Linked DNA regions of Homo sapiens: regions 1 and 2 are each linked to region 3. Evidence: chromatin contacts called from ENCODE Hi-C or POLR2A ChIA-PET data. All regions are on one chromosome and are shown on one strand. Each heading gives the region's core, a stretch centred on a gene start or an enhancer-like site at or near the end of the contact. The rest is flanking DNA. Distances are from core to core; before and after follow the strand shown. Region 1 overlaps CACNA1E (calcium voltage-gated channel subunit alpha1 E). Region 2 has its middle 87 kb from the start of CACNA1E. Region 3 holds the start of XPR1 (xenotropic and polytropic retrovirus receptor 1).

Region 1 (3,663 bases), core at 230-2,729, 870 kb before region 3:
TGGCCTGCACACCTGCCATTTGTTCATTTCCTTCTTGAAGCACAGAAAGCTGGGGCAAGGGTGGTGATGCTGGTTCTGCTGTCACCGGAGCCCTGGGGGCCTGGCCTGGAGCTGAGCTCTTCATCTGCCTGAGCCTGAAAAGCCTCCTCATCATCACCTCTCAGGTACAGATCTGTAGGTACATGCTTGGGAAGGACTTAGGCCTCAGGCAGTAAATATTGGGTGTCCCCAGGCAAACATGCATCTCTATCACCACCAGGGGGCTCATCCTGAAGACCTCTGTACTTAGCTGTCTCCTCCCAGAGCCTATGACATCCGAACACTAAGAAGGCCATGCTCTGACAGGCAGGCAGATAGAATGCTGTGCACTCTCCCAACTTCAGCCTAATGCAGAATATGCTTTTGTGGGGAGCAGTCGGTGGGCACTCAGGCACTTCCTGGAAACTCCTGGGGGGGTATAGAAGAGTCCACAGTCTGAGGGGAGGCATTCCTCAGCCTCCTTTACCCATTTCCACCCCTCACCCCAGACCCTACAGGAAGACCTGTCTCCTTTTCTCCCTTCAGTCTCATGTTTTTGGATGTCTAAATCCAAGAGATGTAACAGCCTCAGAGGATGGCATGGACACCTTCATGCATGTCTTTCCACCTCTTCTTCATGTGCACATAAATATCATCCTAATAAGTGGACTTTGACTCAAAGACAGTAACAGAGAAAGAGCCTTAACTAGTCTGTGATTCCCTATTAGCATGACACCAAATAGACATTTTACATATGAACAGGAATGAAATACAGCTATCCAAGCCTTCCGTGTAACTTCAGAATCTTCTTCAAGACCTGGAATGCAATGGAAAAAATGTAGCTTGGTAAAGGAAACCAGAGCCAGGCCTCCGACTGCAAAAGCTGTCCCAACACAGTACTCAAGAGTCAATGAAGGGTTATGACCATCCATTCCCACAGAACCAAACAAGAAATACAAAAGGACTGAAGCCTAAAATGATACCGGAATCTGAACTCCCTCTGAAAACTGTAAAGTGTTGCACAAATACAGTTACTTTCAGTATCCTACTAACTCAATCTTTCAGCATCTACTGTGGCTCAATACTTTGGGGAAAGCATCTGTTGGTGGTTACAGCCTCCAGCCCTCAGGAGTGGGCTGGCTGGCTGTAGCCATGGACTGACACAGAGGAGACCAACTCCAATAAAGGATTTAAAAGAAAATTATGGTAATGGGCCTCCAGGAAAAGAGCAAAGACATTTGGCCCAGAACCTCCTGAGAATATGGAAAGCGCATCCAAACACCAGTCCCCAGAGGAGGATTTATGAAGCTGATGGCTCTGATGCAATCTCTCCCAGTGATTAGAAGGGATATTAATCACACCCCAGGCCAGGGCTAAGAACAGGAGGGGTTGAACCATCACAGAAGTCTGGCTCCAGTTCCCACAGACCCTGATGGAAATGCAGTGAGATCATGCTGGTGAGATCATATGACCCTCGTCTGAGCCGACTGAGAAAGATACATCTGTCCTGGAGGGACGAGTAATGCCGAAGACATAAGACCTTGTGCCTAAAACCCAGACATAGCAATAGTTATGACCATCACTTCAACAGTGTGTCTGCATCCCTCATGGTCTTCCTCACCTTCCTAGAAGCAGACATTCTTACAGAAATCTCTGCTTCCTAACCTGTCTACACAAAAGGAAAATTCAAACCAGCCCTGTTCAAACAGGCCTGGCCTGGCCAGGCACAGTGGCTCACGCCTGCAATCCCAGCACTTTGGGAGGCCGAGGCGAGTGAATCACTTGAGGTCAAGAGTTCAAGACCAGCCTGGCCAACATGGTGAAACACTGTCTCTGCAATTAATACAAAAATTAGCCAGACATGGTGGTGGGCACCTGTAATCCCAGCTACTTAGGAGGCTGAGGCAGGAGAATAGCTTGAACCCAGGAGATGGAGGTTGTGGTGAGCCGAGATCATACCACTGCACTCCAGCCTGGGGGACAGGGTGAGACTCTGTCTCAAAAAACAAAACAAAACAAAAAAAGAACAAGCAAGCAAAAACAGCCCTGGCCAGTCCAGCTCCCTTCCTGGAGGGATGTTTCACATTTTCTCCAGATCATGGCATAAAGTAGAAGTCAGTATGAGGTAAAAAGATGGAGAGCCAAGAGGGCTTTCTAATGCCTCTCAGCAAGCCGCTCCACCCTGCCCAGGTGAGAGGGCCCAGGTTAAGAGATAAGCTATGGTGCAAGGAGTCTTGGCCCAGGGCTCCTTCTGGACTTCTTTGCACTCACTCCTATGGCTGCCCTGGCAGGACATGGCAGCCCAAAAGAGACCAGCCCAGAAAAGGGAATAAACAGACAGAACTATTCCTGGAGATTCTGAGGAGCTATAGATGAACTTTTCAATTCTCTGAAAATAAATGTTAACCTTCCAAATTTATCAATATATGGACTATCTTCCTATTTGGGTAGTCCATACTTTTAGGTTTCCTGGGTCTGTTCTGGGCTGATCAACAGAAGGTGAACCACACATCACCTCCAAAGGGCAAGAGGGCTAAACCCCTGTGTTTCTCCATGTGACAGTTAGCAGTGTACAACTCTGGCTGCAAACCTGGAAGTCCACCCTGCATACCCCTCCCATCCCCTCTCTAACCACGGCAGGAGACATGCACTGTCAACAAGCAGAAAAACATGAAAGAAGGCTCTGCCTACTCCATACTGTCCCATGTCATCATCTCATTGCTTTCCTTGTGCAATTTTTCTCACCACCCAACCTCATCTTAAAAAAAAAGACTAAAAAACCAAACCCCTTTTCTTTTTTTAAAACAAAACAAAACAAAAATGTATCATGTGACTTCCAGCCTTAACATCAGTTTTTTAACTTTGGTTTCCATGGTGGTGGGATGCAACCTGCCATCGCCATGACAACAGCTGCCTCTGTTCAAATTCACCATCTGACAGGCAGTCCTGAACAGACACACACCTCTCTCCTTCTTAATCCCTCTCTCTCTCTCTCTTCCCCACTCCTGCTGTCAAGAAGATGGAAATGCCATCACACCTACTCCTAAAAACCTAATGAATGAAAGACAAATAAAGCAATATTGAGAACATAACAAAGAGGCAGAGAACTCCCCAAAAGGCCTTTTGTTTGCCAATACAATCCTGCTGCTCTCTCATGGAGGTCAGTGGACTCAGTTACTCAAAGCAAAAGATCCTAAGCATTACCCATTTAATGCTGGCTGTGAAGGCAAGTCCAAATTCTCATTACTTTAGACCAAAGAACTCCCATCTGACTCCCAGGACCCTGCCCTCTGGATAAAGTGGCTGAAAGGAAGTGCACATGATTGCTACTTTGGTGAACCAACACTGAGGTCAGTTCCAGACTCATCTGGGCCCTGATTCCCAAAGGATGGGAAGTGCTGGTTCTGAGAAAATAAGACAGTACTGTCTCCCTCCCTCCTCCCACTGCCATGCCCCTTGCAGTTACAGACAGCTGGATAAGTCTTAACAAATTCATTTGTTTTGCGTGTGACTGGATCCTGGACTCAAAACGCTGTCATTCAACACACAGTTTTGGTGAACAGCAGACAAATGATTGAACGCTACAGAAAAGGGAAAAAAGAAAAGGGGAGCATTAAAAGCCTCTGGAAGAAAACAAAACAGCAG
Region 2 (3,404 bases), core at 806-3,305, 760 kb before region 3:
CCTGCGCTTTGAATCAGCTTTTCTGGCCCTTCTTGCCCTTCTTCCAGCCCTGGCTTTGCAATTTACTGGCTTAATATCCTTGAGCAAGTCAGCCAACCTCTCTGGGCCTCAGTTTTCTCATCTGTAATATGGAGATAATTGTCCTTTCCTCCAATAGATTTATTATGAGGGTTAAATAAAATAAAGTGTGAGCATGCACTTCCTAAGCTACAAAGCTTATGGAAGAAATTGATGTGATCTTAATCTAATTTAAGGTTTTGGCACCAAAAATAGGTGCAAAGTTTTGTTTTTATTTTGTTTTGCCTTGTTTGTGTTTTTCTGGAAATGGTGATAAAGGGAGAGCTGGTCCTTGCACGTCAAGACTCTTCAGAGAAGGAAGGGAAATTAAACTGCCCCTCCTCTCAGCCAAGGCATCTGGGTAGAGCCTGTGGCTTTCATAGATGTTCAGATGGCAGCAGTTTCATTTTACAATTGACCTCAGAAGAGACAGAGGTTGAAGCAACAGCAGAGGGCTGAGCTTCAGAGTGGGGACAGGAGAAAGAGGCGGCTTCCCCAGGCAGACACTAGCTTAATAAGGTGACATTTGCACATTAGCAGCAGGCTGGCTAATTGATTTGTTCCTGTTACAGGAGCATCTGTCTCTGCAAAAAGGCGATGGCCACCAGCTCTGGCACAGTTGCTAGGAGAGTGTCCAGGATCTCTCAGGTCATTTTTTGCCCTAGCCAATAGGGTAAAAGCATTTTGAGAACCAGGAGAATGCCAATGAGAACTGACTGGAGTACAAGAAGGGTAAGGGCTACATGTGGAATCCCCAGGGCTGCGGAGCTCAGCAGGGAGAGGGAAGGACAAGACGGGATGAGGGGGAGGGACACCAGGTCCTGGAGCTGGATTCTAAGCATCGCTGATGTAGCCCATACAAAAGTTTTTCTCACTTTCCTCCTTTTTCCTGGAGTCTTCCTAGTGACGTGATGAGAGGCTGAAACACCCCACCCTGTCCAGGCGCAGTGGCTCATACCTGTAATCCCAGCACTTTGGGAGGCCGAGGCAGGCGGATCACTCGAGGCCAGTTCGAGACCAGCCTGGCCAACACGGTGAAACCCCGTCTCTACTAAAAATACAAAAATTAGCCTGGTGTGGTGACGCATGCCTGTAATCCCAGCTACTTGGAAGGCTGAGGCAGGAGAATCACTTGAACCCGGTAGGTGGAGGTTGCAGTGAGCTAAGATCGTGCCACTGCACTCCGGCCTGGAAATAAACAAAAAACTCACCGAGGCAGGGGCCTGGGTTTTGTAAGGGTTCAGGACAGAGTTCCCATCCACCATTATTGTGGTGAGACGTAGTAATAGAAGAGAATTCTATAATGTGAGGCCTGCTGGGAGCATGGGAGGCATCAGTGAGGACTGATGCTCTTGACCCTCCCAGAGACATTCTGAGAGCTCCTGTAGACCTCTGCCCTTTTTTACTGTGAAGGTCTGTTTGGTTGCCTCTAGAATTCCCTCATCTGGTGGCAGAAAACCCACCTATCTTCAGGGCTTGGAACTACCCTACAAAGCAGGTCTGCAGCTTGCAAGGGAGTCCCAGCTGTTCCATTGGCCAGGTTCGCTGCAGAGGTGTTCAAACCAGGCATCTTCTGCAGGCTGGACAGATGTGTTCTACTCTTAAAATAAAGTAGCTCCAGTCTTTACCCAAGTCCCAGAAGAAGAAGTAGTTAATGGAAATAATTTTCCCAATTTTAAGATTTCTCTCCTGTGATTTATTTTCCTTAAACTCTTGAGATCTGATACCTCTTGTCTCTATAAGAATGTAGTGGGTAATTTTATCTGTTTTAGCGTAAACTATTTATTCTGGGTTGAGGGAATCTCTGTTTCTATGTTATTCCACATTGTTCTACTCAGGACCAGGCTCCAGCAATTACCTTTCTCTTCTGCGTCATCAATTTTTCACTCGTTGGATTACTCCTATCAATGTGCAAACATACTGTTGTTTCTCTCATCTTAGAAAAACCACTTCCTTCATCAGCTATTTCCTGATTTCTTTGTTCTCCTTTGTGACAAACTCTTCAAAAGAGTCATTTCTATTCACTGTCTCAGTTCTCCTCCTCCCATCCCTTCTTACACCAACTTTGATCAAACTTTTCTCCCCACGCTTTTGTTAAGGTTATCAATGCCCTCCACATTGCTAAACCCAATGACCAATTGTTCTTGTCATGCTTGATGTGGTAGCCAGCTTCCAAGATGACCCCACCTCCTGGGATGTTCACCTTTGTGCGGTCCCCTCCCACACTGTACCAGGGTTGGTCTGTGTAACCAAGAACATTCAGAGGTGATGGCATGACACTACCACAGTTAGGTACAAAAGACTGTGGCTTCCGTCTGGGGTGCTCTCCTGCAGTCTGTCTCCCTCTTGGGCCACTTGCTGTGGGGGAAGCCAGATGCTATGTCATGAGGCCACTCAGATGGCCTACATGGCCAGGAAATAGGGTGCCAAGAACTGCAAGAGTGAGTTTGGAATGGGATTCTCCAGCCCCAGTTGACCCTAGAGATGACTGCGGCCACAGCTAACAACTTAATTTCAACCCGCAAGAGATCATGAGTCAGGACTAGCCACCTTAGCAACTCCTAGATTCCTAAGTCTTGGAAACTTTGTGAGATAATACATTTTTGTTGTTTTAAGCTGCTAAGTTTTTGAGTGATTTGTTACACAATGATAGATAGCAAATACACTTGACTCATCACATTATTTGACATAATTGATCACTCTTGCCCCCTTGAAACACTTTCTTCATCTGGCTTCCACGACATCACACTCTCCTGGTTTTCCTTCGACCTCATGGATCACTTCTCAACTTCCTTTGCTGGCTTTTCTTCTTCTGCCTCGATTCTTTAAGCTGGAGGCCCTCATGCCGCTCTTAACCCCAGCTGCTCTTCAAACGCACAAACCCAGGAGGAGGTTCTTGGTACCTGCTTGTTGAAAGTTCCAAATATTTTTTCCAAATACTTGAAATGTAATGGTTTTTAAAGTCTTGAGTCCAAATGAGTACTCACTGCCCCCATCAGAAAAGATGGTGACCTCATCCAGTCATGTGATTTGAATTACCATATATGTTGTCAACTCCAAAATTTATAACTCAGCTCAGACCTTTCTCCCAAATTTCTGACTCATATAACCAGGTGCCTCCATGACTTCTCTACTTGGATATATAACATACAACTCAAATTCAACATGCCCAAGTGTGAACTCCTAACTTTTCCCACCCAAGCCTGCTTCACAATCTCCTTCTGAATTGACGGCAGCTCTGTCCTTCTGGTTGCTCAAGCTGTCCTTGACTCCTATACTTCTCATTCCCCATATCCAATCATCAGTGAATGCTATTAAATCTACCTACAAGATATATAAAAAGATCG
Region 3 (3,311 bases), core at 152-2,651:
TAGTTTAATTCATAAAATCTAGCTAAGTTATGTGTGTTCATATTGATTTTATATTCTTTGTTCCTGCACACAAAACAGATGTGAATTCCTGGAGGTTACAGATAAGTCTGTCTTTCTCTATCCAGGAGCTGAATTGCCAGCTACTGAGAATAACCTATTGCAATGCTTAAAGCCTCTTAGGTATCTTGTCTTCTGAACATATAAATGGGTTCATTATCTTTATTTTTCCCTTTATTAATGTAAGGTTCCTTATTATCTATTAAATACCTTCCAGCAGTGTTAGCACAGAAATTGGGAGGGAATGGGGAGCATGATTTCTGTAATACACAGGTAAGGTATATTGTTTACAATATACTAATTTTCTCCCCAGCTAGCAAAAACTTAGCAGAAAATAAAAAAATGTTAATAATTCTCTTCTCTCCTTTCTCTTCCCTCCATTCCAAAACAAGAGGCAAAAACAAAGATGTTATTACTCTGTAGACTTCATGCAATCAGTAAAAAGAGTCTTATTATCAAAGCAGAATAGTTGATTACAACGTGTTTACAAAAACTATAACCACTACATATGTGATACACACTTAAGTCAAGTTTCAACCCCGTTACAAAGCCTTTGTCAACAGTGGGCAAGTGGGAAAAAGCCGAAGGGCTCTTTGGAATGAAGGAAATCACTGGAGGGGCTTCTCTTGGAAGACAAGGATTCCTTGGTGAGAGGTGTAGAGAGAGAAACAAGACCTAACCTTGGCGAGGGGGCGCTCGCCCAGGGTGGGGACGAGAGGTCAGGGCGAGTGGGGAGAAGGGGATTAGCGCGGAACAGCCGCGACCCGGGGCTGCCCTCGCACCGTGACTCCCCCACCTGCAGCTCACCCTCCCACCGTTCCCCGGCCCCGGCCCCGGCCCGGGCAGCGCCTTTCCTCCCGGCCCTCCGCCTGCATATCCGTTACCCCGGCGGCAGCGGGGCTGCGGGGGAGGGGAAGGACAGCGGAGCCGGGAGGCGGCCGGCCGCGGCGGGGATGCCGCAGTGGCTCCCCGCGGCAGCGGGTCAAAGTCTGCCCGGGCACAGGGAGCCAGCTGAAGCGGAAGGCGGCGGTGGACGTCAGGACTGGCGAGATGGTGGCCCCTCCGAGTCCTCCCACACCCCAGCCGTGCCGGTACCTCATACTGGATGTATTGCTTCCTCCACTCGGGAGTGATGTGCGCGGAGAGGTGCTCGGCGAACTTCATCCTGCCGTTTCCCCCTCACTCCCACTCGGGTCCAGCAGCTACAGGCGGCGGCGGCAACAGCGACTCCGACTCCTCCCCACATGGGCCCCGGCGCGGCGCGGCGCTGCGCTTCTCTCCTCCTCCGCCGCCGCCGAGGTCTCTTCAGAGCAGCCCGCCCGCCATCTTCCTCCTCCTCTCCATAGCCCCGCCCCTCCCCGCCCTCTGGACGTCATCGCCATGGTAACCGCCTACACCGCCCTGACGAAGGGGGTGCTGTAAGGGGTGGGGCTTGGGTACGCTTCTTAAGACTCCGCCCCTTGTGGGCCGTACGTGCTGGAGGCACCTCCCTGGATCTCTTCAGTCTGGCTCCTGTTGGCCTACAGCTGCTTTCTACCGCCTGTCTGGGAAGCAGCAGTGTTGTTACTGCAGTTAATATTAATACTGTAGCAACAATAATCCACACAAGACGTTTATATTTACAAAGAACTGTGCAAATATTTTTCCATTTTGATATTTATGCTTCATAAAACCTTTAAGAAATGGATCAGCACTAATCCAAACTAAGAAGCTAAAACAGTTCAGGACTAAATGTATTTAAAGGAACAGTATTTTACACACTCTAGGTGCTCAATAAGTGCTTATTGAATTTAATTAAAGACATCAATGCCAAAAAGTGCATGCTGCTTCTGAATTTCAATGTAATTGTCTAGTCCAGGGGCTATCAGAAAAGCCAATAAAAACACCAAATGAGGGTACCGACCGCACTTGTAAACTGAGCTTCCTGGGGTTGGGGGTGAGGGTTGGGAGGGAAACCAACGTTGAGAGGAAAGAGAACCCCGTAGAAGTACAGCTCTAAGCCCACCCCAGTAAAACCGGAAACAGGCCCAGCACCCAGGCTGAAGTGTCCCTGGGGAACATGGGCAGAGATCACTCACAGAGCTCTGTACTACATTGAGTGTGGGAGTGATTGTCTTGGAAGTCCCAATTCAGGACAGAAACCCAGGTCCTACCCTGGGTGGAGGAGACCTAATAATAATTTATTGAGCACTCACTGTTCCTGTACCAAGTGCTATTCTAAACCTCTTACATGTACTTTGTCCCTTGATTCTAACATTTTTTTTTTTGGTCTCGCTTTGTTGCCCAGGCTGGAGTGCAGTCACACCATCATGGTTCACTGCAGCCTTACCTCACATAGGTTTGTGAGCCATCCTCCCACCTCAGCCCCCTGAGTAGCTGGGACTACAGGCACATGCCATTATGCCAAACTAATTTTTTTGTTTATTTTTGGGAGAGATGTGGGTCTTGCTATGTTGCCCAGGCTGGTCTTGAGCTCCTGAGCTAAAACAGTCCTCCCACCTAGGCCTCCTAAAGTGCTGGAATTACAGGCATGAGCCACCTTGCTCAGCCTAACCCTCACAATTTTGATGAGATTTCAAGATTTACTAGGGAACTGCTATGCCTGGAGCAGTGCTCTGAGATATCATTCTCTGCTGTTGTCTTTTTTTCTCCATGTACTTTTTTCCCCTTTCTCTTCCCCTTAATTCATGCCAATAGGGATTCTGCAATCATTTCCCCAGGAGAGGGATGACACAAGATGGAAAATAGGCATAGACTATGAGTCTTTCTGGCTTTTTCTGTATAAAAGCCTTAACCTCTGGTGAAAGGGTAATCAAGGTCAAAAAAATAAAGAAAGAAGAGTGAGGACTCCTCTCACCTCAGACCTCCGTCTGCTCACCATAAAGATTCCCCTCTGCTGGAGGTAAACCTTGCCAGGAGAAAGAGACAGGCAAAAAGGAATATGTGTGCTACCAGGAAGGAGGCGAGACCACAGAAAGGAAATGGCTGTATGTTGTGCCTGGGAAAAGGGAACCAGGGACAGCTACAAAAGAGATTCCTGCCTTTAGCCAGTCATGGACTAGAATGGGAAATTCTTAGTAGCAACCCTGGTGGACCATGGCACACTGCTCCCAGCAGCACCGTACCTCTATGCCTTAATTGTGCACAAAATTCTGGAACCATGGCCCAACCCAAGAAAGTAAGGAAACCCTCAAAACTAGCTCTAAAATTCTTGATTTTTCTCATGCCTGATCCAGAGCCCTGCCACCCAGGAC

Evidence for each region. Hi-C counts contacts between places; a loop is a spot of excess contacts on that map. ChIA-PET counts read pairs that join two places held with the same protein, here RNA polymerase II (POLR2A). Pooled maps may share reads with other maps.
Region 1: a pooled map shows a loop between it and region 3 (15-fold over the local background). The contact joins the enhancer-like site here to the promoter of XPR1 in region 3. A Hi-C loop is called at or near these places in 2 of 37 single-sample maps with no recorded cell type and 4 of 50 pooled maps.
Region 2: a loop to region 3 is called in a map of naive thymus-derived CD4-positive, alpha-beta T cell, with 6 times the contacts of the local background. The contact joins the enhancer-like site here to the promoter of XPR1 in region 3. A Hi-C loop is called at or near these places in 3 of 168 maps with a recorded cell type or tissue (CD4-positive, alpha-beta memory T cell, CD8-positive, alpha-beta T cell and naive thymus-derived CD4-positive, alpha-beta T cell), 1 of 37 single-sample maps with no recorded cell type and 9 of 50 pooled maps. POLR2A ChIA-PET finds 5 or more read pairs at or near these places in 1 of 52 experiments (activated CD4-positive, alpha-beta T cell).

Annotation. Positions count from the first base shown.
Region 1 is chr1:181,501,072-181,504,734 of GRCh38, reverse strand. The region is part of intron 1 of CACNA1E (calcium voltage-gated channel subunit alpha1 E); the gene reads right to left. Among named protein-coding and RNA genes, the nearest start is that of CACNA1E, 19 kb to the right of the region's middle. RefSeq lists an enhancer at 1-10. Within about 2 kb of position 1,479, at least 6 of the 41 ENCODE cell types and tissues checked have a DNase peak (open chromatin) inside an H3K27ac peak, as active enhancers do.
Region 2 is chr1:181,395,187-181,398,590 of GRCh38, reverse strand. It overlaps a transcript of CACNA1E not described here. Among named protein-coding and RNA genes, the nearest start is that of CACNA1E, 87 kb to the left of the region's middle. RefSeq lists an enhancer at 1-78. Within about 2 kb of position 2,055, at least 2 of the 41 ENCODE cell types and tissues checked have a DNase peak (open chromatin) inside an H3K27ac peak, as active enhancers do; they include CD8-positive, alpha-beta T cell, where a contact is called at or near this core.
Region 3 is chr1:180,630,112-180,633,422 of GRCh38, reverse strand. XPR1 (xenotropic and polytropic retrovirus receptor 1) reads right to left here and starts at 1,401. Exons shown (of 15, transcript NM_004736.4): 1 at 1,153-1,401. The coding sequence starts at 1,221. RefSeq lists enhancers at 536-1,036, 1,037-1,537 and a silencer at 662-1,041.